Linked DNA regions of Homo sapiens: all the other regions are linked to region 2. Evidence: chromatin contacts called from ENCODE Hi-C or POLR2A ChIA-PET data. All regions are on one chromosome and are shown on one strand. The core of a region is the stretch at or near the end of the contact, and the rest is flanking DNA. Distances in the headings are between cores, read along the strand shown. Region 1 has its middle 17 kb from the start of PCBP1. Region 2 holds the start of AAK1 (AP2 associated kinase 1). Region 3 holds the start of MXD1 (MAX dimerization protein 1). Region 4 has its middle 14 kb from the start of LINC01816.

Region 1 (5,634 bases), core at 753-3,252, 460 kb before region 2:
ACTTTTATTGAGAAACTACAATGTGGAGGCACTGTTTCTTAAGCTCTATGGCTATTTTTTTTTTTTTTTTCTGAGACGGAGTCTAGGTCTGTCTCCAGGCTGGAGTACAGTGGCTCGATCTCAACTCACTGCAACCTCTGCCTCCTGGGTTCAAGTGATTCTCCTGCCTCAGCCTCCCAAGTAACTGGGATTACAGGCATGTGCTGCCACACCTGTCTAATTTTTGTATTTTTAGTAGAGATGGAGTTTCACCATGTTGGCCAGGATGGTCTCGATCTCCTGACCTCGTGATCCGCCCACCTTGGCCTTTCAAAGTGCTGGGATTACAGGTGTGAGCCTCCATGCCCGGCCAGCTCTATGGCTGTTATGAACAAAAGATATGTGGACTCTGCTCTCATGAAGCTTACATTCTAGTAATAAGAAACAAAGCCAGGCACAGTGGCTCCCGCCTGTAATCCCAACACTTTGGGAGGCCAAGGTGGGAGGATCACTTGAGGTCAGGAGTTCAAGATCAGTCTGGCCAACATGGTGAAACCCCACCTCTACTAAAAATACAAAAATTAAGGCCAGGCATGGTGGCTTACGCCTGTAATCCCAGCACTATGGGAGGCTGAGGTGGGCGGATCACCTGAGGTTGGAAGTTCGAGACCAGCCTGACCAACATGGAGAAACCCCGTCTCTACTAAAAATACAAAATTAGAAGGGCGTGGTAGTGCATGCCTATAATCCCAGCTACTCGCGAGGCTGAGGCAGGAGAATTGCTTGAACCTGGGAGGCAGAGGTTGCAGTGAGCTGAGATCGCGCCACTGCACTCCAGCCTGGGCAACAAGAGCGAAACTCCATCTCAAAAACCAAAAACAAAAACAACAACAAAAATTAGCCTGGCATGGTGGCACGCCCCTGTAATCCCAGCTACTCGGGAGGCTGAGGCAGGAGAATCGTTTGAACCTGGGAGGCAGAGGTTGCAGTGAGCTGAGATCATGCCACTGCACTCCAGCCTGGGTGACAGAGTGAGAAATGAGATGTTATATTTAAAAAACTTCCACTTCTTTTACTCTTTTATTTTTTAAAATTTATTTATTTATTGTTTTCAGACAGTCTCACTCCGTCACCCAGGATGGAGTGGAGTGGTGTGATCTTGGCTCACTGCAACCTCCCCCTCCTGGGTTTAAGAGGTTCTCCTACCTCAGCTTTCCTAGCAGCTGGGATTAGAGATGCCCAGCTCCAAGCCAGGCTAATTTTTGTATTTTTAGTAGAGACAGGGTTTCACCATGTTGGCCAGGCTAGTCTCGAACTCCTGACCTTAAGTGATCCCCCCACCTCGGCCTCCCAAAGTGCTGGGATTACAGGCGTGAGTCACTGCGCCCTGCCAAAACTTCCACTTCTGATAGCAACCACAAATATGAAATATGCAGGAATAAAGTCGACCAGTAATGTGAAAGACATTATGAAAAAAAAACATTCAGAGAAATAAAGGGAATCTTTAAAAATGGAAAGAAACACTATGTATACCTAGATTGGAAAATCTAATATGAATTTTAAATTTTAATTTATTTTGGAAATACTTTGATGTAATAAAAATCAAAAGTTTAAATCAGAAAAAATAATTTTATTTTTTATTTTTAAATATTTTCTGACATATTCTGAGTCTGACTTTTGTTTGAGGAAATAATTTTAAAATGTTGAAAAATGGTATAAGACTGGTGCTACCAGTCATTACCATTTAGTACTTGGAAGTGATAACCAAACAGTGTGGAGCTGGCACAGGAAAAGACAGGTATGTCAGTAACACAGAAAGAAAAGACAGGTATGTCAGTAACACAGAAAGAAAAGACAGGTATGTCAGTAACACAGAAAGAAAAGACAGGTATGTCAGTAACACATCAATAGGAAAAAGGATAGATTACTTAGGGAATGACAAAATGTTTCATCTTGATGACAAATCTCGTAGGTTGGAGGTAGCTGCTTGCAGTTCTAATCGGGCTGTGAGGCCTAGTCTGAGTTTAGCCAGGAGTTCTGCATTTGATTAGAAATGTCTTCCGGGGGCCCGGGAAGGGGAGACAGATTCACTCGGACCACATATTTTCCCTTCTTGGATTATTCAATAAATATCATTGGACAACGAGCCTGCAATTTGGGGAAAAAAAATTACTAGCTCTTCCCATCATATATAATATATACCCAAGTAAATGTCAGATGGTTTAGATTTAAATAGTATAACAAAATGGAAATATAAAATACTAGGAGGAAAAAAGAGGAAATTTTGAAAAACAATTATTGAAGTTAGGGAAGGACTTTCCAAACCTGACTTTAAAGACAGAAACCATAAAGTTAAAGATTGATAGATTTAGCTACTTAATCATTAGACACTTCTGCAGAGCAGAAGTTAAAAGAAAACTGACACATTAAAAAAATGCATTATATGTCGAAGCGTTAATATTTTACTGTATAACGAGATCCTCAATCATTAAGAAAAATACGAACACTCCAATAGAAAAAGGTGAAAAAGATACGAATAGGCAATTCACTAAAGGAGAAATGCAAACAGCTGAGAGATACATAACATTTCTTTTTACTCACCAGTAATCCAAGAAATGAAAATTAAAACAATGCTATACCATTTTTTTCACCTGCCAAACTGGCAGAGAAAAATCTCCAGTGTGCTTAAGGATGGGGGAAACAACACTGAAATGGAGAAAATCCCAGCTAACTGGGCCTAGTCACTTTGGACACAAATTCTACTTTATAATGGTTTCCTATTTCAGAAAGCAGTCAAGCAGTAGAGGCATTTACTGGAGAGATCTGCAAAAGTTGAGAAAGGAGAAGACCTCTATGGCTAAACTATAATTCTGTAAATTTGTGGTTAGCAAGAATATCCTGTCAGACTGTTAAATTCTAGTTTCCTTTTCTTATTCTAAAACATCTTTTCTGAAGAAATGGGTCATGAGGGCTTAGCCTATTTTCCCCTAACAAAGCTTTAACATCTTGGATACCCAAATCCCTTGTTAAAATTTTGGGTATAAACTGGCCCCACCTTAGGGTACAGTGAGACAGCCCCCTACTGGGGATCACAGCATTGGCTTGAGGCCAAGAAGCCCACCCAGATGGGCCACTTCCTCCCCTGTGAGGAACAGGGGACTCACAGGTCTCCAGTCTTCTAATCCTGATCTGACACAGGTACAATAAACTCCATGTTTGTCACCTTGTTCTCAGTGGTGAGCTACAAAAATTAGCCGGACGTGGTGGCCGGCGCCTGTCCCAGCTACTGGGGAGGCTGACGCAGGAGAATCGTTTGAACCTGGGAGGCGGAGGTTGAAGTGAGCCAAGATCGCGCCACTGCACTCCAGCCTGGGATAGAGCCAGAAAAAAAAACAACAACAGTGCTCTTATAATAAATAAGACAAAATGCCCATCCCAGAAAGAAAACATGCAAAGGATATAAAGAGGTGGTTTATAAAAGAAAAAATATAAATTCAAAAATCATGAACCTTTCAGAATGCAAATTAAAATCACGAAGAGATCCTGCTTTTTGTTTAACAAATCAGCAAAGGCTAAAAAAAAAAGCAAGATGATGCCCAATGTTGGTGAAGGTACAGAAAAAGGGGCACAGTGATGACAGTACACTTTGGTAAAATCTTTCTGTAGAGTAGCATTTCTCAAAGAGTGGTGGGGGGCCCTAGGGCGCCCTCAGATCCTTTCAGGGGTCTGAGAGGTCAAAACTATTTTCTTTTTTTTAATAGGAAAATGTTTTTTAATTGGAACATTTTGGAAATAAGATAATGCAATGTCTTCTATAGTTACTCATTTACACTGAAACGTGATGGGTAACTTTTAGGGCGTTTGCTTCCAGTCACTTTCCCCTGACTCCTTGATGTGATAATTCCTTCCATAAGATACAACCATTCTCCCAAGAGACGCGATGACGAGTATGTGCGTGACTCTGGAGGGAAAGGGTCTACATCTGTCTCTGCTTGTGCCTCGGATGGGTTTTACAGTAGACGTACCACTGACCCCGCCTCTTCACCAGGTAACAGTCCTTGCAGCGCTTCTTAAGGACAGTCTTGTTTTTGAACCCCAGCGCGGGCAGCAGGTGGGGCAGGAGGCCGGGTGAGAGAAGTGAGCGCACTTCTGCCCCGGGTTCCACAGCCACGGGGGCTGCACCTCGAAGGGATCCAAATAGAAATGTGGAGAGGGCTCGAGGCTTCACTGTGTGACGACTGAGATATAGCATAGGGTTCACCATTTTCCTTATAAAAAGAGTTGCCATGTTGTGGTGAATCCGGCCGCGCGCTCTCACCCCCGCGCCGGTCCCTGCGTCGGCCCCTGCCAGGAAGAAAGATGGCGGCGGAACTATTTTTATAATAATACTAAGATGTGGCTGGGTGTGGTGGCTCACGCCTGTAATCCTAGCACTTTGGGAGGTTGAGGTGGGTGGATCACCTGAGGTCAGGAGTTTGAGACCAGCCTGGCCAACCTGGTGAAACCCTGTCTTTACTAAAAATACCAAAAAAAAAAAAAAAAAAAAAAAAAAATTAACTGGGTGCGGTGGTGCGCGCCTGTAGTCCCAGCTATTCAGGAGGCTGAGGTAGAATCGCTTGAACCTAGGAGGCAGAGGTTGCAGTGAGCCGAGATCGCGCCACAGCACTCCAGCCTAGGAGGCAGAGCAAGACTCCATCTCAAAAAAACAAAACAAAACAAAATTTGTTTGCCTTTTTCACTCTCGTTTGCTCACTGGCACAGAATGTAATTTTCCAGAGGTTAGATGATTGTGATATCACGTGATTAAGGCAGAAACAAACAGGAGACAGTGTATTCTATTGTCAGACATTAAGGAGATTTCCAAAAATGTAAATCTTAGTGTGCAAAATAGTTTCTCACACTAAGTTTTTTTTGCTTTGGAAATTTTTTTGTTTGTTTTTGTTTTTAGATGGAGTTTACTCTCGTTGCCCTGGTTGGAGTGCAATGGCGCCATCTCGGCTCACTGCAACCTCCGCCTACCGAGTTCAAGCAATTCTCCTGCCTCAGCCTCCCGAGCAGCTGGGATTACAGGCATGCGTCACCACGCCCGTCTAATTTTGTAATTTTAGTAGAGACGAGGTTTCTCCATGTTGGTCAGGCTGGTCTTGAACTCCCGACCTCAGGTGATCCGCCTGCCTCGGCCGCCCAAAGTGCTGGGATTACAGGCGTGAGCCACCGCGCCCGGCTGGAAAATAGTTATTTTTAATAAAAAATATCAACTTATGTTAGCATTTAATGGGTTTATTATAGTTATTTGTAAAATAATTAATATGTAAACATTTAAAATGTTTATATGCTTTATTTTGTGAGATGGTTAACCACATAACAAAAATGCTTTTTAGGAATCTCAATTTTTTTTTTTTGCAACAGGGTCTCACTCTGTTGCCCAGGCTGGAGTGCAGTGGTGCGATCATGGCTCACTGCGGCCTCATGGGCTCAAGTTATCCTCCCACCTCAGCCTCCCGAGTGGCTGTGACCACAGGCACTAGGCACTATACCTGGCTAACTTTCGTATTTTTTGTAGAGAAGAGGCTTTGCCATGTTGCCCAGGCCAGGATTGTCTATGAGCTTCCGGGCTCAAGTGATCCTTCCTCCATGACCTCCCAAAGTGCTGGG
Region 2 (6,312 bases), core at 2,456-4,955:
GAGTGAGACTCTGTCTCAAAAAATAAATAAATAAATAAATAAATAAATAAATAAAATAAAAATAAAACAATAAAACAATATATATATATTTTTTAAATTCCATAACTGGCATATGGAAGATACATAGTGTTAACTGAAGAATCCCAAGGTTTATAAATTTGGAGAGGGGAGCTTTACTTTTTATAAAGGGTTGCAGCCTGCAGGCTGGTGATCCTGACAGGCTGGGAAGTGTAGACTCTGGCAGAGACTGAAAGCAGGTATTTAGAGGGAGGAAAAAGTGGAACACAAATTTATGCCAAATGAGTTGGCTAAGAATACACACTTAAGTTACAGGAGCTTTGATTATTCACAAAGCGGGGGGCAGCACATGCATGCATAGTGAGCAAACATGCATGTTACATATGTCCTATGTTCTCTTTGGGGTGGAGATTTAACATTTAAATGCATTACAATTAGGTGAAGCAAAGGACATGAAGACACTCAGTGCACAGCCTCTGAAAACCAGCCAGAACCAGTCTGTGGTTGGTAGTCTCTTACTAGGATGTTACTGAAATCAGTCTCTTGTCCAATCAAAGAAATAGTTATGGTTTGTGGAACAGGGGTTGGGGGGATACAGTTAGTCAGCATCTAGTGGTCAGTGAGCTACAATTGATTCAATATTGCTTATCTCCAGGCCAGTGTCTATTTAGCTACCAGAGAAAAAGAAAAACCTTGTGGCAGTTAGAAGATGGTTTACTCTTCAAGTGTAGGGATGTGTGACTTAACCCTTGCCTGACACAGCCTTAGGTCTTGTTTATAATTTGGCATCTTATTGCCTCAAAGAGTCTGTTCCATCGGTCATATGATCACTATTGTAACAATAGTAAATGGCACTTTCTTTTCCCACTCCCTTTGACTATTTACCCATAGCATCTTCCACACCTAGTTCAAAATTCATCTAGGATACTTCAAATCAATCTTTCCACCTTAATCAGATAGCTCTGTTTTGTGTCACATTTAAAGTAAATTATTTACTTTAAGTACTGCTAAGAACACACTCTATGTAAACTATTATACTGGATGCCCAAGGAGATAAGTAGAAGATGGTTCTCTGGCTTTGAGGTGTTTGGTTGAGACAGCAATATACATTAAAAGTTGAACAGGAATGCAAAGCAGCATGGGACAAATTATACAGAAAGTGTGATAGTTTTGAGATTATAGTGGCTGATCTGTTCATTATTTTGTACTCAGGAACTAAAAAATTACTAAGAGTTGTAAGAGCTCTGGTTTTATAGCTGAGATAATAAGCCCAGTGACACAAGTGGTCTAGGATCCCAGCTATGAAGTGGCAAGAGGTTTCCTGTCTCCTGGTCCTATGCTGCTTGTGCGTGGGTTTCTAACTATTCACGAGTCTTTTAATCAGTTAATGTTTGCTCTCTCTAAGTAGACAGTTTAGTATAGCCAGGTAAGAACTGGGCTTTGAAACTAAAATGTTTGGGTTTGAATCCTGGCTTTGCTATTTACTGTGTGACTTTGGGCAAGTCACTAATCTCTTTGCTTTACTTACCCACCTATAAAATGAGTATAATAATGGTACTTTACTTCATAGGGTGGTTGTGAGCATTATATACTTAATATATGTAAAGCATGAAAAACTGTGGATTTGTCATTATAATTGCTATTAGTCTGTGAGGGAATGGAGGGCAAGGAATCTAGTCATGTTTTTTGTTTTTTAAACCTCTTCCCTCAGCTTCTGATCAGAGCATTCACGTGGGTGTTAAATAAATGCATGTTAGCTACCTTAAGCATATTGGGAGTTTTTGTATCACTGAAGTAAGACTTGAGATTTGTGTAAGCCTGGACTAGTCTGGTACCAGAGAAGTCTAGAAAGGTAAAAACTGAGATAGCATCAGATTGATTTTAGGACCTAGCACAGCTTGTTTAAAAAAGTCAGTCAAGACAAATAAGTGCTGAGAGAAATGGGGGTCAATGAGTCTAATTCCAAATGAGCTTTCTCATCTATTTTAAGATCTGCTTCAAACTTCCTCAGACAAAAATCTGGCCTTTTAAGGAAAGTGCAGAGAACATGCCTTCGTGGGCTTAGTTTGAGGGAATAGGGGCTGCATTTCACCCTGGAGGTGGCTACATGAATTCGTGAACTGAGGTGACAACACTGACTCTCTCCGGAAGAAAAGATGCTATCTCTTCACGGAGTTTAATTACAATGGCACTACTTGAAACAAGCTGCAGCAGCAGCAACAACAAACGCTACTGTTAACCCAGTCACAGCTCAGCTCAATATTCAGATTAGAGAAAGCAAGAACCATTTTTTTCCCTGGGACACCCTTCTCTACTCAAATACCCGCTGAAAAAAAAATTCTGAGACAAGCACTAGGGAGTGGGGAAAGCGGGCAGAGATGAACAATAACCCATATTCAGGGGTTAGAAAAATAATATTAATAAATCATGGTAGGTTTTTTTGTTTGTTTTTGGCAGCAACTTGCCACTCTTCAGCATCATCCATCAGGAAATCTAGGTCGGAAAAGTGTACCAACTGACCTTCCAAATTTTCTGCATTTGGCAGATGCAAATCACACAGTCCATCCCCGCCCTCAGCACTTGGACGGTATCAGGGAAACGTAAGTATCAATGGAAGAATCTTGAAGTGAAAAATAAATAACTGGTCAGGTTAGGGTTAGTGTTCTTGTGTGCAAGGGAGCTAGTGAAGTTTAGGCTTTGATGCGCACCCACAGCGTCAGCAAAGGAGGAGGAATTAAGGGACAGCATGGGCCGAAAAGCCCCCGAGTTTTGAGGTCAAGCCAACGGGCTGGGTCTCCGGTATCCTAGGATCTGCCCTGCACACAACCTTTGGCAGTTTCTCGGTTTGAATCTCGCCTGTACATTTCCAGACGAGACACTGTCTTACTGAGCGTTCTCACAGCGCCTAGCTCAGAGCTGACCGCAGAGCCGGCTCTCAATAACATCGAGACGCAAAAGCAGCTTTTGAGGTTAGGGGCGGAAGGGCATCGGTTTTACTTATTTCAAGGCTGGCGCTCGGTGCAGCCGGATCCAACTGCCAGCACAATGTTCCCGATCACTTCTCGCTTCCATTTCAGCCCAGGAGACGTCGGGAAACCCACAGGACCCGCTAGGGGCTAAGCGGTTAAGCCGCGTCCTTCAGGTGTCAGTCTCGATCCGTTCGGAAACCACAACCTCCAGAATCCCTTGTGCCAGGAGGCCAGGCCGCAAATAAGATGGCTCCAGAAGGGTGGAACATACAGCGGGGGGGGGGGGGGGGGAACTTAGTTGTTGGCAGTTTCTTCACGGGATGTGTTTAAATTGCCGAGTCCCCACATACGCGCCACCCCACAAATCTCCTTCGAGGCCGTGGAGGCCACACGGCTGCCGCCTCGCCCTCTCCTCCAGGAGTATGCTGGGATTTGTAGTCCAGCAGCCGGACTGTGCCGAGCTACCTTTCCCAGCTTGCCCTGCGGCTCGGGTGATATCAACAGTCTTTTCCAGAACTCTGTCTGCACTGAGACCCTCTTCCCCCAGTCCTCTTCTCGCGGTCGACTCCTTCCCATCCGTGGCGACAGAACGGCGGTTGCAGGAGAGGCCCCGGTCCCTCGCCGCGCCGCCCCGAGGGGCACTTCCGGCGGCGGTTCACTTCCTGGTTGGGTGGATGGAGCCGGGCGGGAGCGCGCGCGGGGGAGGGGCGGCGGGTCAGTCTCCGCCCGGCGCTCCCGGGATCAGCTGGCGGGCGGGCGGGAGCCGAGCGCGGCCCCGGCTCTCGCTGCAGCGCCGCCTCTTCTCTGCGTCGCAGGCCGGCCCGGCGGCCGTGACAATGTCGCGGGGCTGGTAGCAGGGCGCCGGCCGCCGAGCCGTCTCAAGTGGGTGCTGCCAGGATGCCGCCTCGAGGGGCGGCGGGGAGACCCGGGAGGAGCGGGAGGCAGTGCCCGGGAGGGTCGGCGCTGCCGGAGCAGCTCGGATCCCTCCTTTCTCCGAGCTCCCGGCTCGGGGGTCCCGGGTTCTGGGGCCGGGGTCGCGTTTTCAGCCCCACGGTTTTTCTCGCCGGGAAAATACATGAAGCGTTTCCCCAGGATGATGGCTTTTGCTCCCCCTAGGACTCAGCGGTTGAATTTTTAAGCGTGTTACTGATTCATCCTCTCTTTCTTCCTCTGTCATCACAGGTTTAAACTTACACGAATCGCTTTCTGGAGGAGGAGGGGACCCGCTGCGCGATTGACACGCATATTCCTATAGGCATCCTCCCTCAGCCCCCACCCCCACGGCCGGATTCGGGTGGCTCCTCTCCGAGGTGAAATCTGAGAAGAAATCCTTGGATCTCTTTTCTTAAAAAAAAAAAAAAAAAAAAAAAATCTAGAAACCATCGGTATTTTGCTTTGCTGCTCCCTATTCGCAAGATGAAGAAGTTTTTCGACTCCCGGCGAGAGCAGGGCGGCTCTGGCCTGGGCTCCGGCTCCAGCGGAGGAGGGGGCAGCACCTCGGGCCTGGGCAGTGGCTACATCGGAAGAGTCTTCGGCATCGGGCGACAGCAGGTCACAGTGGACGAGGTGTTGGCGGAAGGTACGGTGGGGCTCAATGCGCCGTAAATTAAAATCTTGTGCTGATGCGGCAATACTGTGGTTTCTAGTTGTTGCATGTATGAATGGGCTTTGACCAGTTGACCCTCCCTTCCCCCTTCACTTGCCCTGTGAGTCATTGTCCTTGAGAGATTTAAAATTGAGATTTGAAAGTGACTGGGCTTATGGGGGTGTGGGGAGGTTGCCGAAATTGTTTACGTTAGTGGCCTTTTATTTTTATTTTTTTAATATTGAGAAGCCAAATTTTGAGGATCACACAAGAAAACGTATGTGTGAAAGTGTAAAGCTTTATGCCAAAGGCAGGGTGATGGGCTTGTCATCCTCCTAAAACTTAAAATCTTGATGTGAAGGCTGAAGGGTGGGGGGACTTTTAAGAAGAGAGGGGTTTCTCCTTCTCCTACCCAACTTTCCCACTTCCATGAGCAGGCATTGGAAGGAAGAGAGGATTTTCGGAGAACGTGAACGTGTTTTTCCAAGGGCCAAGGCTCTTGGTGGATTTCACTAGTAGATTTGTTTCCTGACCCAACTGTAATCAGGTCCCCAGGTTATAGCAAAGATAACAGAAATTACATAAAACAAATGTGGTTATTTTGAACTCAGTCTAGTAGGCCCCTCTTCCTTCTCGCTTTAGGTTTTGTTTTTTGTTTTTTTAATCAAAAGAAAAATTACTTGAGAGTGGCTCTGATTTTGTTTTTTCGCTATCAGAGAGGATGTTATTTAGATCTGCTGCATAAATTCCCTCTGTGTTTCATCTGTGTGTCTATACTCACGTAGATATACATCTTGATTCCCCCAGGCTTTCGGGAAATCTTTGCATGTCTCTTTTGGTAACCTTAACCTCGACCTTCATAATTATGCCAGACTCATACTTTTCACAGCCCTTCGCCTGCCTAGTGTGCTTTTATTTTTAATAAAAGCAGCAATTTCCTTGGCATGAAGCAATTCAGACTGATTGGATGGGGCCAACCTGCTGTAGGTTGTGTTATAGACCGAGAGGGGTTGGAAGAAGGGAGAGGTCTCTCTTACTGCAACATGGTGATGGTAGGGAACAGTTTTATTAGCAAGGGAAGAGAGAAAGCTAAGAGGCCTCTTTAAAAAGGGGCCTTTTGCAAGCTAAAGTTGAAGCAAGGGTCCTGACCTGGGCCTGGGAAATGCTTACCATGGTGGATGTTGCGGGCTGGTGGGTGGGTTTGGAAGAGGAAGAAGCTGTGTTTGGCTCTCAGCTTGTGTAAGCACTGGATTCAGCAGGGCCCAGTTTTCTGGGAATAGAGTTGAAGTCTGTACTTTAAAAACATGATTTTTAAAAAAGATCTCTGACAGTTAATGTCCATGTGAAATTATTGCTCTTCCAATCTCAGTACTGTTCTAGCTGCGCTTTATCTGGGGCCAGAGTCACTGTCCCCTTGGATCTTTCCCGTGGACTTTGGTGCAGGCTAGGAGATGCTTCTGTGCCCGCTGCCAGATCCGCACCCTTGAGTCTGATCTGTCTCTTTCATCCCTGTGCCAAAGCCCTTAACTGCAGTGGGGTGGAGAAACAGTGAAAAGGAGAGTGTGTCAGAGAGAAATCAGGAGAAACGAAGGGCCACAGAACACTTTCCTCCCCTCTGAATGGCCTCTGCTGACCTTATAGCCCACGAGCGTTTTGTTCAGCTAGGATGTTGTCTCATCACGGATGATGCTGCCCTAAGCGGTGCATGTTCTCCAAGTGTGAGAGAAGTGATAGGGAAAA
Region 3 (6,006 bases), core at 9-2,508, 270 kb before region 2:
GGCTTAAGTCCATGTGTACATTACTGAATCATGACGGCCACAATGTAATTTTATAGGGTTATAATCACAACAGAAAACTTACATTCAGCAGTTTGTGTCACCTACAATATAATCTAAAAGACAGAAAGAAGTATTTACCAAATTACCTGCTACTGCTGTTATTCTTTTTGGATTTGTTCCTCCGTTTTAAGGCATCTCTGTCCTTGTTATTGTATGGTAACATGGAGGCATAACCATGTTCAGCTTCTAGAAAACAGGAGGATCCAGTTAATGAATGGGCCCAGAATATTTAATGCTCTCTCCTCTCTACAGTATTTCCTTTTTCCTTTATTTATCTTTAAAAGAATATTGTGGAAATAATTAAATGGAGTAAGGTGGAATTCTGAGAACAATGATTTAAAAAAAAATTGTGTGAATATCGTCAATTCGGAGCAGGTGTAAGGAGGATTCCAGCTGCTCATTGTTGAGAAAGACACAGTAGTGGCTAGGCTCACGCAGCCTGGGTTTCCCACTGGCTACATCCAGCAGGTTGGTGCGGGTTAAGTGGAACCAGCTCAGGCGAAGGTGCGGGGCAAGCACCGTGAGCCGGGGACCGGGAGGCGCTGCTCCTCTGCCCAGGAGACTGGGGCGCCGGGCCCACCTGGGGGCCGGCCGGGACCAGCCCGGGTGAGGTAAACCAGGGAGGCTATCGGAGGGGGCCCCGGCCACCCACTCGTGAAGGGCTGGGGAAGGGGCGGCGTTCGGGACCCCGGCGGGCGGCAGCCCCTTCTCCACCCCATTCATTGCTTTGGGGCAGCGGCGGCTTCCCTTCGGACCGCGCGTGGGGAGAGCCAGAGGGGTTGGGAGCGCTCGCGGTCTCCCCGCCTCCAACCACCCCCGGAGCGGCTGGGCGCCCGGACCTGAGGCCGGCCCCACAGGACCCCCGGCCTCGTTTCGAGTGGACCCCTCCCCGTCCCCGTGCACCTCTCTCCCGCCGCTCCAGATAGTCGGCCGCCTCCAGCAGCATCTGGATGTTCATCCGAACCGCCGCCGCCATTCTGCACCGGGGGCCGGAGCCACGGGACCAACCCCCACTGCCCACGGGCTCGCTGCCGCCGCCGGACCGCTGTGGAGCCCGCTATGGAGCCCGCTGTGGAGCCCGCTGTGGACCCCGCGGAGCAGGGCTGAGGGAGCCTCTCTGGCAACCACGCTCGACAAGAGAGGGAGGGGGCCAGTGAGCTGGGCACCGCCGACACAGTGACAGAACCCGGAGCAGAGCAGCAGCCGCCACCGCCGCGGAGTGTTTATCCCCGACTCACCATCTCCCCGCCCCCAGCCCCTTCTCTTGACAGGCCAGCTTCGGCCGCGTTCCTCATTGGGCCCCCCAAAGAATGCCCCGCCCCTACACTTGTGCGATTGGGAGAGGGCTTCAGGGCTCCACCCCGCAAAGTCCGCTCCTCTCGCTGGTTGGTCACACTTGACAAGGCCCGGGCTCCACCCCCTCTTTCCAACTGGTGACAGGATTCGCAACTCCGCCTCGTGCTCCTTCCTTGTTTCCCATTGGTTCTATACCAACAACCCGGGCCCCCTTTTGCTTTGTTAGTATTGGCCAAGAGCTGCAGAAGGCAAGCACCTCGCCGGTCTCCCATTGGTGAAGCCTTCGGAAACCTCCCAGCTACGATGATGTCACCTTTCTCCAGGCCAGGCGAGCCCTAAGTGGCTGATGGTCAGCAGCCTGGCTGCTCCTCACCGGGTCTGGCATTGGCTGGGAGGGCCGGTCCGGCGCTGGGCGGCGCTGATTCACCAGCCGCTGCGGAGCTCTGCTCCACCCGGCCTTGCCTCGGACCTGTTGCCAAGACCTGTCCCCGGGGAAAACTTCCGGGGACCTGCCAGGCGTCCATCGAATGGAAGGCTGGCACCTCGTGTCGCCTGGGCGCTCTGCCCCGCTTGGGTTCGGGGCCGGAGCCCTCGGTCTGGTGGCCGCGGCCCTGGAGGTTCTGGGCTTCGCGGAACTCGGGCTGGCGAGGGCCCAGCCTCGAATCCTCCCGAAGAGCGGTGCAGGCTAGTGGCCGGTGAGCCGGGAGCTAGGGCAGGCGCCACGTGGCTGCTGCGGGGCTTGAGAAGAAAAGCCGGCCGTTGTTAAATGCTCGCCGCTCGGCGTTTTTTCTGCCCTCAAGAAAGAGCTGGAATCGGGCTGCAGTATACAGCATTGAGCTCATGCGCCTTTTCCGCACCCCCCTCCACCCCCGGGAAGTGATGGAATAATTAATTACTTTCACGCGAGCGGCTTTTTAAAGCTCAGAGACTTCCTGAACCTACAGAATGGCATTAAACCCTAAGATTCTTTGCTTAAATCTCTTTTGGGGTTTTCCCCTCCCTTTTAATTCTAGATGAAAACACTCACAAGATTATTGTTTTTGTTTGTTTGTTTTGAAAGGGAGTTTTGCTCTTGTCGCCCAGGCTGGAGTGCAATGGCGCGATCTCGGCTCACTGCAACCTCCTTCTCCCGGGTTCAAGCGATTCTCCTGCCTCAACCTTCTGAGTAGCTGGGATTACAGGTGCCCACCACCACGCCCGGCTAATTTTTGTATTTTTAGTAGAGACGGGGTTTCACCATGTTGGCCAGGCTGGTCTCGAACTCTTGACCTCAGGTGATCCACCCACCTCAGCCTCCCAAAGTGCTGGGATTACAGGCGTGAGCCACCGCACCCGGCCAAGAATACTCTTTAAGACGTCTGCAAATTGTGTGTTTCCGCATGGGGTGGTACCAATATAAATGCTTAATAGAATGTTACGTATACAGAACTAAAAAGGTTAAAGATCGGTCCCTAAACCTATTAAAATTTTTGAAATGAAAGCTATCTGGCAAACCAAGCTACACTGCCAATGTACTGACAGACATCTCCAATTTTAAAAGTAGAAATAAAGTTCTTGGTAGGTTGAGTCCCCAAAATACAAATGAGTAAAGCATGAACATATTTCTTTTTTTAAAAGTTTATTATTGTTGCCAATATATAATAGCTTACTATGTGTAGGTATCCTACCTACATTATCTCTAATCCTCAATATAACCCCATGAGGTAGGTTGTGTTAATTACATTTTGCACGTGAAGAAACTGAGGCCCAGGGAGGCTAAATGATTTTCCCTGTCATGCATTCAGCTGCAGACATGGAAACTGAACCTATGTATGTCTCACCCAGAGCCCAAATTACCAATCCTCCTGTTGGTAGTTGTATAAAGACAAGGTGGTTTAAACAGATTTCCAGACTGAGTCACAAAACACTGACAACTCAAGTACTGAAGAAAAAGAAAGACAAAGGTGTAAATGTAATTATGGTGGGAAATATTAAACATGTATTTTTTAATGTCCACAAACCCACTAAAATTAAATCAACTCAATAAATAGAATAAACATGTAGTAAATCATGCCTGACATATAGGCATATTCTGGTTTCAGTGGTTAACTGGATCTAAAAACTGATTCTTTATGAAAATACTAATGAAATACACATACTGAAGGTAAAGGTTTTCAAAGCACAATACAAAGTTGGAAATGAAGGTAGAAATATAACAGTTTTTTTTCTCCATATCAGACAGGTAATGTACTAACGCTGTAACAAGCTCTTTGGGAGGCACATCTCATACATGCAATGGGAACACCTAATTACTATGTTTATGAACTATAAAAGGATCTAAGTTTTAAAAGAGTATTTTTAAATTGGATGTTATTTGTAAAACAAACTTCAAAATCATAAACGAGTGCAATTCTACTAAAGTACCCAAAGTGATAATACTAAAAATGCTTTGATTTCATTATCCTGACATTTTGGATTTTGTATATATTTATATTTTCTCTTTAATTTTATTACAAACATTTGGCATATGTCTTTAGTCTCTTACTCTCAACTCTTTATTTTAACCAAGTCCTATTTCAGTATCATGACCCTTCCTCTACAATCACCCTGACCAGAAAGTCACACTTATTTTTGTCTTAAAAAGGGGGAAAAAAGGTTGAAATCTGAGCCAGAAACAGCAAATAATTTAAATGCCAACAAGTCTAGCTTAGACTCCAAACAAAAATACTACATTATATAAAAATTAGAGAATCAGCTGAAGAATAGACCATGTTCGTTCCTTGGTGGTGGATGAAATTATCAATTAGCCAGCAACACCAACTAGGGATTAGTATAATGAAGACCTTCAAAGGGTGTTTGGTGCCATCTACTGGAAATGAAGTAGTAAGTATAAAACAAAGGTTTTGAGATTCGGAGTTTTCCTAGAAATTATTTTACACAGATGTATGGAATGACCAGTTAATTAAGAAAACCTGAAAGTATAAGTTTTGAAGAAAGAACTGAGAATCCTAAGATAATGAAGAAGTGGTGACTTTCAATACCTAGTGCCTCAAAGGCATGGCCTAAGCATTGACTGACTGAGAGTCACAGCTCCAGAAATAGAAGCTGGGAATTCTAGAATGTTTGAACCAGAATTTTATGACCAGAACTTTAAATAAAAAGTTATGTGTAATAGCATAAACATGGGATGACAATAGTTTATATCTTTGAGCACATATCAAGATAAACTAATTGAGATATATACTTGAAAATGGGGAATTACAAAGACATAAAATATTAGACTTGTCAGATAATCTTTACTGCCAAGTTAATCTCTGCCCAGTCTCCTCTGGGAGGCTTATACTCCAGATGGGCATAGGACAGTATATTAAGAGGTAAATGCCAATACTGAGCAAGCAGCAGGCTCATCACACACTATGGAGTTCTCTGCCGGAGATGCCGCTTCAGAGAGCACCCCAGAGTGGCAGGGAAGAAAACTGTTACCGTATTATAATCCTGAAGTGCCTAAAAAGTTCTATCACTATGGGAATTAAAGCCCCCTATTTATAACTGAGTTTGATACCTCCTAACTACTATGACATTAAAATATATTTTGTCTTATAAGGTTTTGAGGAATTGATTTTGTTCCTCGAAGCAGATAAATCAGGATTTCAAGTTTCTGGTTCAACAGTATCATCTCTTTCTTTGTGGCTATTTTGGACACACTAATATGATACCTAACATCATAATATTAAATTTTAAAAACCTTTAAAAACACTGTTTTGCAAAAATTAGTCACTCTACAAATCTGTGATTTAGAAAATGAGGCAACAGCCAGGGGCCGTGGCTCATGCCTGTAATCTCAACACTTTGGGAGGCTGAAATGGGAGGATCACTTGAGCTCAGGAGTTTGAGACCAGACTGGGCAACATAGTGAGAACTCACCTCTACTCAAAAAATAAATTAGCTGGGTGTGGTGGTGCAGCCTGTAGTCCCAGCTACTTGGGAGGCTGAAGCAAGAGGACTGCTTGAGCCCAGGAAGTTGATGCTCCAGTGAGCATAATTGCACCACACAGCACTCCAGCCAGAGCAGGTAAACAAACAAACAAACAAAAAGGCAATGGCTAAATTGTCATATGTATATCACACAAAACACTATGCAGCAGCTTTTTAAAAGGTAGATTTATATATACTGTCAAGAAAAGATCCCTAAGGCACAGTGTTGAGTAAATAGATTGTAAAATAACCCTTACAGCATTTTCTTTTTAAAGGCCCAAACTATGTATTTTCCCAATTTCCTACTCTGCTATATACATACAGGCATGGACAAAAGATACAAAGCAAAGGATTAGCAGAAAGAATGGGCAATATCATTCTGAGTACTGTTCGAAAGGAGTTTAGCTTTGTCACGATGTTTTAAGACTGTTACAAGAAAGACGCTTGCCACAAATGATATTTCCTAAAAGAAAAAAATGTAATATTTAACTTTTCTTCTGTTGAGGCAAGATAAGTCAACTGCATATATCATAAATAAGATTTTCTTACTTTACAAGAAGGAAGAACTGAGATCCTGTTTTTTGAATGCAAGTTAAATACAAAATAAAGTACTTGGGTAACTAAAGGTAATCAGATGTAAAATGAAGATCAAGGGACTAGGTTAGTGAAAAAAGGTTACAGAACTATATTCACAAA
Region 4 (5,965 bases), core at 230-2,729, 500 kb before region 2:
TGCGTGGCTCGCAGGGGCGGGGCCAGGTACGTGGCGCGCTGCGGCCCGCCCGGGGATCGGGAGGGGAAGGAGAACAGAGAGGGGGAGGGGAAGGAGGGGGAGGGGAAACCAGCGGGACGGGGAGGGGCGAGGTGGGTGGTGCCGATGCCTAGTCTAGCCAGGGCTGACCGGGCCGCGCCCGCCTCGTGACCACTGTGGGGCTGCGCTGCGGGAAAGGTGCTGACGAGGCGGGCGCGCGAGCTCGGCGGGGAGGGGTGCGGCCGGTCGGCGGCTGGCCGGTCCCCGACTTCCCGGCACCCTGGGCGACCGCTCCCTCGTGCGAGCGGGACCACGCCTGGACCGGGGCCCGCAGGTTTTACAGGGCAGCGGGGGGGATTTGGGGCACGTGGGGTCGGGCCGCACCCCGACCTCGAGACGGCGCGGCGCTGCGAGCAAAGAGCCGTCGCGCCCGGAGCCAGGCCCCGCCCTACCTGGGATCCCGTCGCCCTCCCGTCCCCGGGCCTACACCCGCCCCACCTGGGATCCAGTAGCCCTCCCGCCCCCGGGCCTACACCCGCCCCGGTCAGCTCCGGCCAGGTCGGGGAGGAGGAGGGCACGCGCCGGGAGGACCGCGACTGGCCGCCTGGAGCCCGTGGCTCAGGCTTTCCCAGCCGCTGTTTTCCCCTTTGTACATCGGGATCCGCTTCGCACACTTAGTTTCTGCCTAGCACATGCTGGGTGTTGTGTCCAGATACACTAATTCTTTTTCCCCTTCTTCCCCGCCAGTCACTAGAGCCGGTCTGGAAGGGCACTAACGCCTGGGTAGTCCTTCAAACAAAAAGCGTTGTGTGTCTTGCTTACTGGCCGTTAATAGAAGTTTCCCCTTGAGAGTGGCTTTGGTTAGGAAAAAGGTGGCAAAGGGCCCATCCCTGAACTGATTAGTTGAGCCTGGGACCTGATCAGAATTGAGGGGAGGAGTGTTACCAGAATTTTCTCTGTGCCCCGCACTTGCATAAGTGCTTATGGCTAGGAGCCCTGTGTAGGGCACACATTACCTTGGGGCGCCCTTCGCTTCTTTCTCCTCTTGCTGCCCCTTCCCGGAATCTCTCACCTCATGACGTGACTATGGTCAAGTCATCGTTTCTGGGATGGCCTGACCCCTGGGGACACGCCAGCCTCCAGGAGCTTATATGAGGCTGGTTTACCAGAGTAGACAGTGTAAGGCCCTGTCCTGGAAGGAGGAACATGAATATGTCCTGAAGTGCTTGTGTCATGTGTCAGGGGTTGTGCTAGGCTTTTCACATGAGTGATCTCATTTGATTCCCACAGCGGTCCTGTGAGCTAGGGGGAATCATCATCCCTCTATGTAGTTGAGGAAACTGGTTCCGCCGGTTTAAGCAACTTACCTCACATTTCACAGTAGGGAGGTGATGGTTGTAGGGCTTTGGCAAGAAAGTGTCAGTACCTGGTCAGGCCCCTAGGGTGTGAGACGCTCAGGGCCATCCTGGAGGGTATGGGTGAAAGCATGTAACACCGTGGGTTTCCCCCCCTCTGTCACCCCATTCTCTTGGCCACCGCTACCATTTATATCAAGGCAAAACCAGGTTAGGTGGCAGATGGATAGTGTTCGAGGCAGAAGAAGCCCCAGAGGGCAAAGACAGGGCAATTCCTTCTACCCCTCACCCCACACACACTTTGCTTTGGTCATGGATGGGTTAATGGAAGGACTCCTGTGTATCAGACTTGGGTCTTTTTTAGCACCATCTGGCAGAAGTCACCTCTCCTCACACTTGCTGCTTCTACAAAACATTGTTCACTTGGCAGTCAGCAGTGCAAAAGGCAGAAGTGTGGTGCGTGTGTGATTTGGATTCAGTGGACCCCAGAGACAATTGTGTTGTTTGCATTATGTTGCGATTGACAGCCCATAGACACTGCTGTGTTGTATGTGGAACCACAAAAGACGAGAAAGGCAACAAAAGCAGACGTTCCCTCTCCTTTTAAAATTATCTTGTCGCTGGGCACGGTGTCTCATGCCTGTAATCCCAGCACTTTGGGAGGCCGAGGCAGACGGATCACGAGGTCAAGATCGAGACCATCCTGGCAAACATAATGAAACCCCGTCTCTACTGAAAATACAAAAATCAGCTGGACGTGGTGGCGCGTGCCTGTAGTCCCAGCTATTCAGGAGGCTGAGGCAGGAGAATCGCTTGAACCAGGGAGGCGGAGATTACAGTGAGCCGAGATTGCGCCACTGCACTGCAGCCTGGCAACAGAGCGAGACTCTGTCTCCAAAAAAAAAAAAACAACTTGCCTGCAGGATTGGATAGAGAAATTCCCAGGAGAAAGCAAACAAATAAGGGTGCAGGCATTTGTCCTTCAAAACAGGCGGGCAGATCACAAGGTCAGGAGCCAAGACCACGCCATTGCCCTCCATCTTGGGCGAGTGAGACTCCGTCTCAAATAAAACAAACAAAAAATCCCCAGGGCTTTGTAGGTAGACGCTTTTTGGCTTTGAACAAGGCAGGTAGCTTCAGTGTTTCAGATCAAGGAGTGGATGTAGGTTGAAGTGGGCAAATCACTTGAGGTCAGAAGTTTGAGACCAGCGTGGCCAACATGGTGAAACCCTGTCTTTACTAAGAATAAAAACATTAGCTGGGTGTGGTGGCACACACTTGTAATCCCAACTACTCCGGAGGCTGAGGTGGGAGGATGGAGGATTGCTCGAACCGGAAGGCGGGGGTTGCAGTGAGCCAAGATCGCACCACTGCACTCCAGCCTGAGCAACAGAGCAGGACTCCATCTCAGAAAAAAAAAAACAAAAACGAGTGGTTGAGCCTGATTGACCCAGGGACACGTTTTGTTTGTTTGTTTGTTTTTTGTTTTGTTTTGTTTTGTTTTAGATCAAGGACCCTCTCTGTTGCCCAGGCTAAGTGCAGTCGCACAATTATAGCTCAGTTAACCTCAAACTCCTGGGGTCAAGCCACCATCCCACCTCAGCGTCCTGAGTAGCTAGGACCACAACAAGCACATGCCACGGCGCCCGGCTAATTTTTAAAATTTTCTGTAGAGATGGGGTCTCGATACGCTACCCAGCCTGGTCTGGAATTCTTGGCCTTGAGTGATCCTCTCGCCTCAGCCTCCCAAAGCACTAGGATTACAGGCATGAGCCACAGCACCTGGCCCAGGGACACTTTAAACAGGGAGTGAGGCCAGGGGAGGTGGCTCATGCCTGTAATCCCAGCAATTTGGGAGGCTGAGGTGGGAGGATCCCTTGAACCCAGGAGTTCCAGACCAGCCTGGGCAACATGGTGAAACCCCATCTCTATTAAAAAAAGAAAAAAAAAAAAACCACTAGTCAGCGTTGTGATGCACGCTTGTAGTCCTAGCTATCTGGGAGGCTGAGGGTAGGACGAAAGCTTGAGCCCTGGAGATTAAGGCTGCAGTGAGCTGTGATCACACTCCAGCCTGGGCGTCGGAGAGAGACCCTGTCTCTTAAAAAAAACTGTGGGCGGAGTGAGTTTTTCTATTTCTTTCTTTGCTGACAAAGCGGCCCTTTCTGTCACAACATACTTATTGAAACCTGCTGGCCGGGCGGGGTGGCTCACGCCTGTAATCCCAGCACTTTGGGGGGCCGAGGCGGGTGGACCACCTGAGGTCAGGAGTACGAGACCAGCCTCAACATGGAGAAACCCCATCTCTACTAAAAATACAAAATTAAGGCTGGGCGCGGTGGCTCACGCCTGTAATCCCAGCACTTTGGGAGGCCGAGGCGGGCAGATCATGAGGTCAGGAGTTCTAGACCAGCCTGACCGACATGGTGAAACCCCGTCTCTACTAAAAATGCAAAAATGAGCTGGGCATGGAGGCACACGGCTGTAATCCCAGCTACTCGGGAGGCTGGGGCAGGAGAATCACTTGAACCTGGGAGGCGGAGGTTGCAGTGAGCCGAGACTGCGCCACTGCACTACAGCCTGGGCGACAGGGCAAGACTCCGTCTCAAAAAAACAAAAAAACAAAATTAGCTGGGCATGGTGGTGCATGCCTGTAATCCCAGCTACTCGGGAGGCTGAGGCAGGAGAATTGCTTGAACCTGGGAGGCAGAGGTTGCGGTGAGCCGAGATTGTGCCATTGCACTCCAGCCTGGGCAACAAGAGCGAAACTCCATCTCAAAAAAAAAAAAGAAAAAAGAAACCTGCAAGGCATGGGCCCTCGGGAGCTTATAGTCTAATAGGAGAGGGGCTGGAAAGTGGTTGTAATTTAGGTGAAGTTTAATCAATTGGGTTATAAACCAGTTTGGCAAACTTAACAGGAGGGGTTTGGCCATCCTTGAAAGTACCTGTGCTTCCAAGTACAGCCCTGGCAGGACCCAAGGCTAGTGGGAGACCAGGTAAGCTCCGTGAGTTCCTTGGTCAGGCTGCTGCTCCTGTTGCAGGAAAGAGGATCTTCTGCCTTAAAAAGTGAGACCTGACTTTAGGTTGGTTACTTTTGTTCTAAGTCTGCATTTTACTAAGCAATCCTTAGCCCATGGGGACATCGGCCAGTCAGGCCAGTTCAAGCGTTGCAGTCCATTTTGAATATCTGTCATTCCTCAGTGTGAGTAAATTGGCATTTGATTTATATGTCCCTCAACATTATGTGAACTCTCTAGGTGTTTGAGAGATGAGTCCCCTCGTACTGGGCCAGCCTGAAAGTGTAAGTCCCACATCTGGGTCCTTGTTTAAATTCCGCGAGGTAAGAAGTGAGGAGCTGCTGGAAAGAGGGGAAGGGGTTGGTGCAGGAAGCCAGCTTTGCTCACATTCAGGAGAATTATATTATCCACACAAGGCAGAAAGTGCTAAATTGTAGATGAATGATACATGCACTGGATGCTGTGAGTTCAGAAGAAGGTGAGATCACTGTGGGAGGTTAAGGGATGGTGCCACAGAGGAGGTGAGTAGGACTTGCAAAATGTTTGTGCTATCAGTAGATGGAGATGCAGGAGATGGAGAGGAACTACCCACTGTTTTGGTGGTTCGCCTCCACAGCTTACACAGAACATACAGTCATCTGATCTCTTAGGGACTGAGCCAATGGAAAGACATTGTGGCAGGAGAGGGAAGTGGTAGGCCTCAGACAAGGAAGGAAAAATCAACTATTTATTCACCAATTTATTTGTTCAACCTTTATTGAGTATTTTTTATGTGCCAGGCACTGAGCTGGGCCTGGGAATACAGCAATATACAAAACAAACAAAAGCCCTGCCCTCAAAAAGTTTACATTCTTTTTTTTTTTTTTTTTTTTTTTGAGATGGAGTCTGGTTCTGTCACCCAGGCTGGAGTGCAGTGGCGCAATCTCGGCTCACTGCAGCCTACAGGCATGCACCACCATGCCTGGCTAATTTTTTTTGTATTTTTAGTAGAGATGGGGTTTCACCATGTTGGCCAGAGGCTGTTCTTGAACTCCTGACCTTAAGTGATCTGCCAGCCTCGGCCTCCAAAAGTGCTGGGATTACAGGTGTGAGCCACCATGTCTGGCCAAAAGTTTACATTCCAGTGAGGAAAGAGAGAGAGACAAACAATGAATGAATGATGAACAAATGAATAAGCTATCTAGTATGTCGATAGTGACAAGTGCTACGGAGAAAATTAAAACAAGGGGGCCAGGCACGGTGGCTCACGCCTGTAATCCCAGCACTTTGGGAGGCTGAGGCTGGCAGATCACGAGGTCAGGAGATCAAGACCATCTTTGCCAACATGGTGAAACCCCGTCTCTACTAAAATACAAAAAATTAGCCGGGGGTAGTGATGGGTGCCTGTAATCCCAGCGACTTGGGAGGCTGAGGCAGGGGAATTGCTTGAACCCGGGTGGCGGAGGTTGTAGTGAATTGATATTGTGCCACCGCACTCCAGCCTGGTGACAGAGCAAGAGTCTGTCTCAAAAAAAAAAATTAATAAAAAAAACAAGGGGTGGGAGGCAGGAGGAAGTACAGAGGTTTTCCTCTAAATTT

Evidence for each region. Hi-C counts contacts between places; a loop is a spot of excess contacts on that map. ChIA-PET counts read pairs that join two places held with the same protein, here RNA polymerase II (POLR2A). Pooled maps may share reads with other maps.
Region 1: a loop to region 2 is called in a pooled map, with 4 times the contacts of the local background. The contact joins the enhancer-like site here to the promoter of AAK1 in region 2. A Hi-C loop is called at or near these places in 5 of 50 pooled maps. POLR2A ChIA-PET finds 5 or more read pairs at or near these places in 5 of 52 experiments (GM12878, T-cell, activated CD4-positive, alpha-beta T cell and 1 more).
Region 3: a loop to region 2 is called in a map of K562, with 2.2 times the contacts of the local background. The contact joins the promoter of MXD1 here to the promoter of AAK1 in region 2. A Hi-C loop is called at or near these places in 1 of 168 maps with a recorded cell type or tissue (K562), 4 of 37 single-sample maps with no recorded cell type and 13 of 50 pooled maps. POLR2A ChIA-PET finds 5 or more read pairs at or near these places in 7 of 52 experiments (CD4-positive, alpha-beta T cell, CD4-positive, alpha-beta memory T cell, HepG2 and 3 more).
Region 4: a loop to region 2 is called in a map of natural killer cell, with 4 times the contacts of the local background. The contact joins the enhancer-like site here to the promoter of AAK1 in region 2. A Hi-C loop is called at or near these places in 3 of 168 maps with a recorded cell type or tissue (naive thymus-derived CD4-positive, alpha-beta T cell and natural killer cell), 18 of 37 single-sample maps with no recorded cell type and 21 of 50 pooled maps. POLR2A ChIA-PET finds 5 or more read pairs at or near these places in 6 of 52 experiments (CD4-positive, alpha-beta T cell, CD4-positive, alpha-beta memory T cell, GM12878 and 3 more).

The regions. Positions count from the first base shown.
Region 1 is chr2:70,101,184-70,106,817 of GRCh38, reverse strand. It overlaps the pseudogene MRPL36P1. Among named protein-coding and RNA genes, the nearest start is that of PCBP1, 17 kb to the right of the region's middle. RefSeq lists an enhancer at 3,336-3,385. Within about 2 kb of position 2,002, at least 18 of the 41 ENCODE cell types and tissues checked have a DNase peak (open chromatin) inside an H3K27ac peak, as active enhancers do.
Region 2 is chr2:69,641,132-69,647,443 of GRCh38, reverse strand. AAK1 (AP2 associated kinase 1) reads left to right here and starts at 3,705. Exons shown (of 22, transcript NM_014911.5): 1 at 3,705-3,869; 2 at 4,170-4,566. The coding sequence starts at 4,404. It also overlaps a transcript of ANXA4 not described here. RefSeq lists enhancers at 1,919-2,521, 3,277-3,546 and a silencer at 3,627-3,956.
Region 3 is chr2:69,910,361-69,916,366 of GRCh38, reverse strand. MXD1 (MAX dimerization protein 1) reads right to left here and starts at 1,258. Exons shown (of 6, transcript NM_002357.4): 1 at 964-1,258; 2 at 147-246. The coding sequence starts at 1,036. It overlaps LOC124906176 (small nucleolar RNA U13), which reads right to left and starts at 3,672; the gene lies at 3,568-3,672. RefSeq lists a silencer at 655-884 and enhancers at 1,535-1,734, 1,835-1,944, 1,427-2,032, 2,045-2,094.
Region 4 is chr2:70,136,730-70,142,694 of GRCh38, reverse strand. No RefSeq gene overlaps it. Among named protein-coding and RNA genes, the nearest start is that of LINC01816, 14 kb to the right of the region's middle. RefSeq lists silencers at 47-756, 1,244-1,538, 3,304-3,598 and enhancers at 1,177-1,716, 3,341-3,882, 3,883-4,424. Within about 2 kb of position 1,479, at least 40 of the 41 ENCODE cell types and tissues checked have a DNase peak (open chromatin) inside an H3K27ac peak, as active enhancers do; they include CD4-positive, alpha-beta T cell, GM12878 and natural killer cell, where a contact is called at or near this core.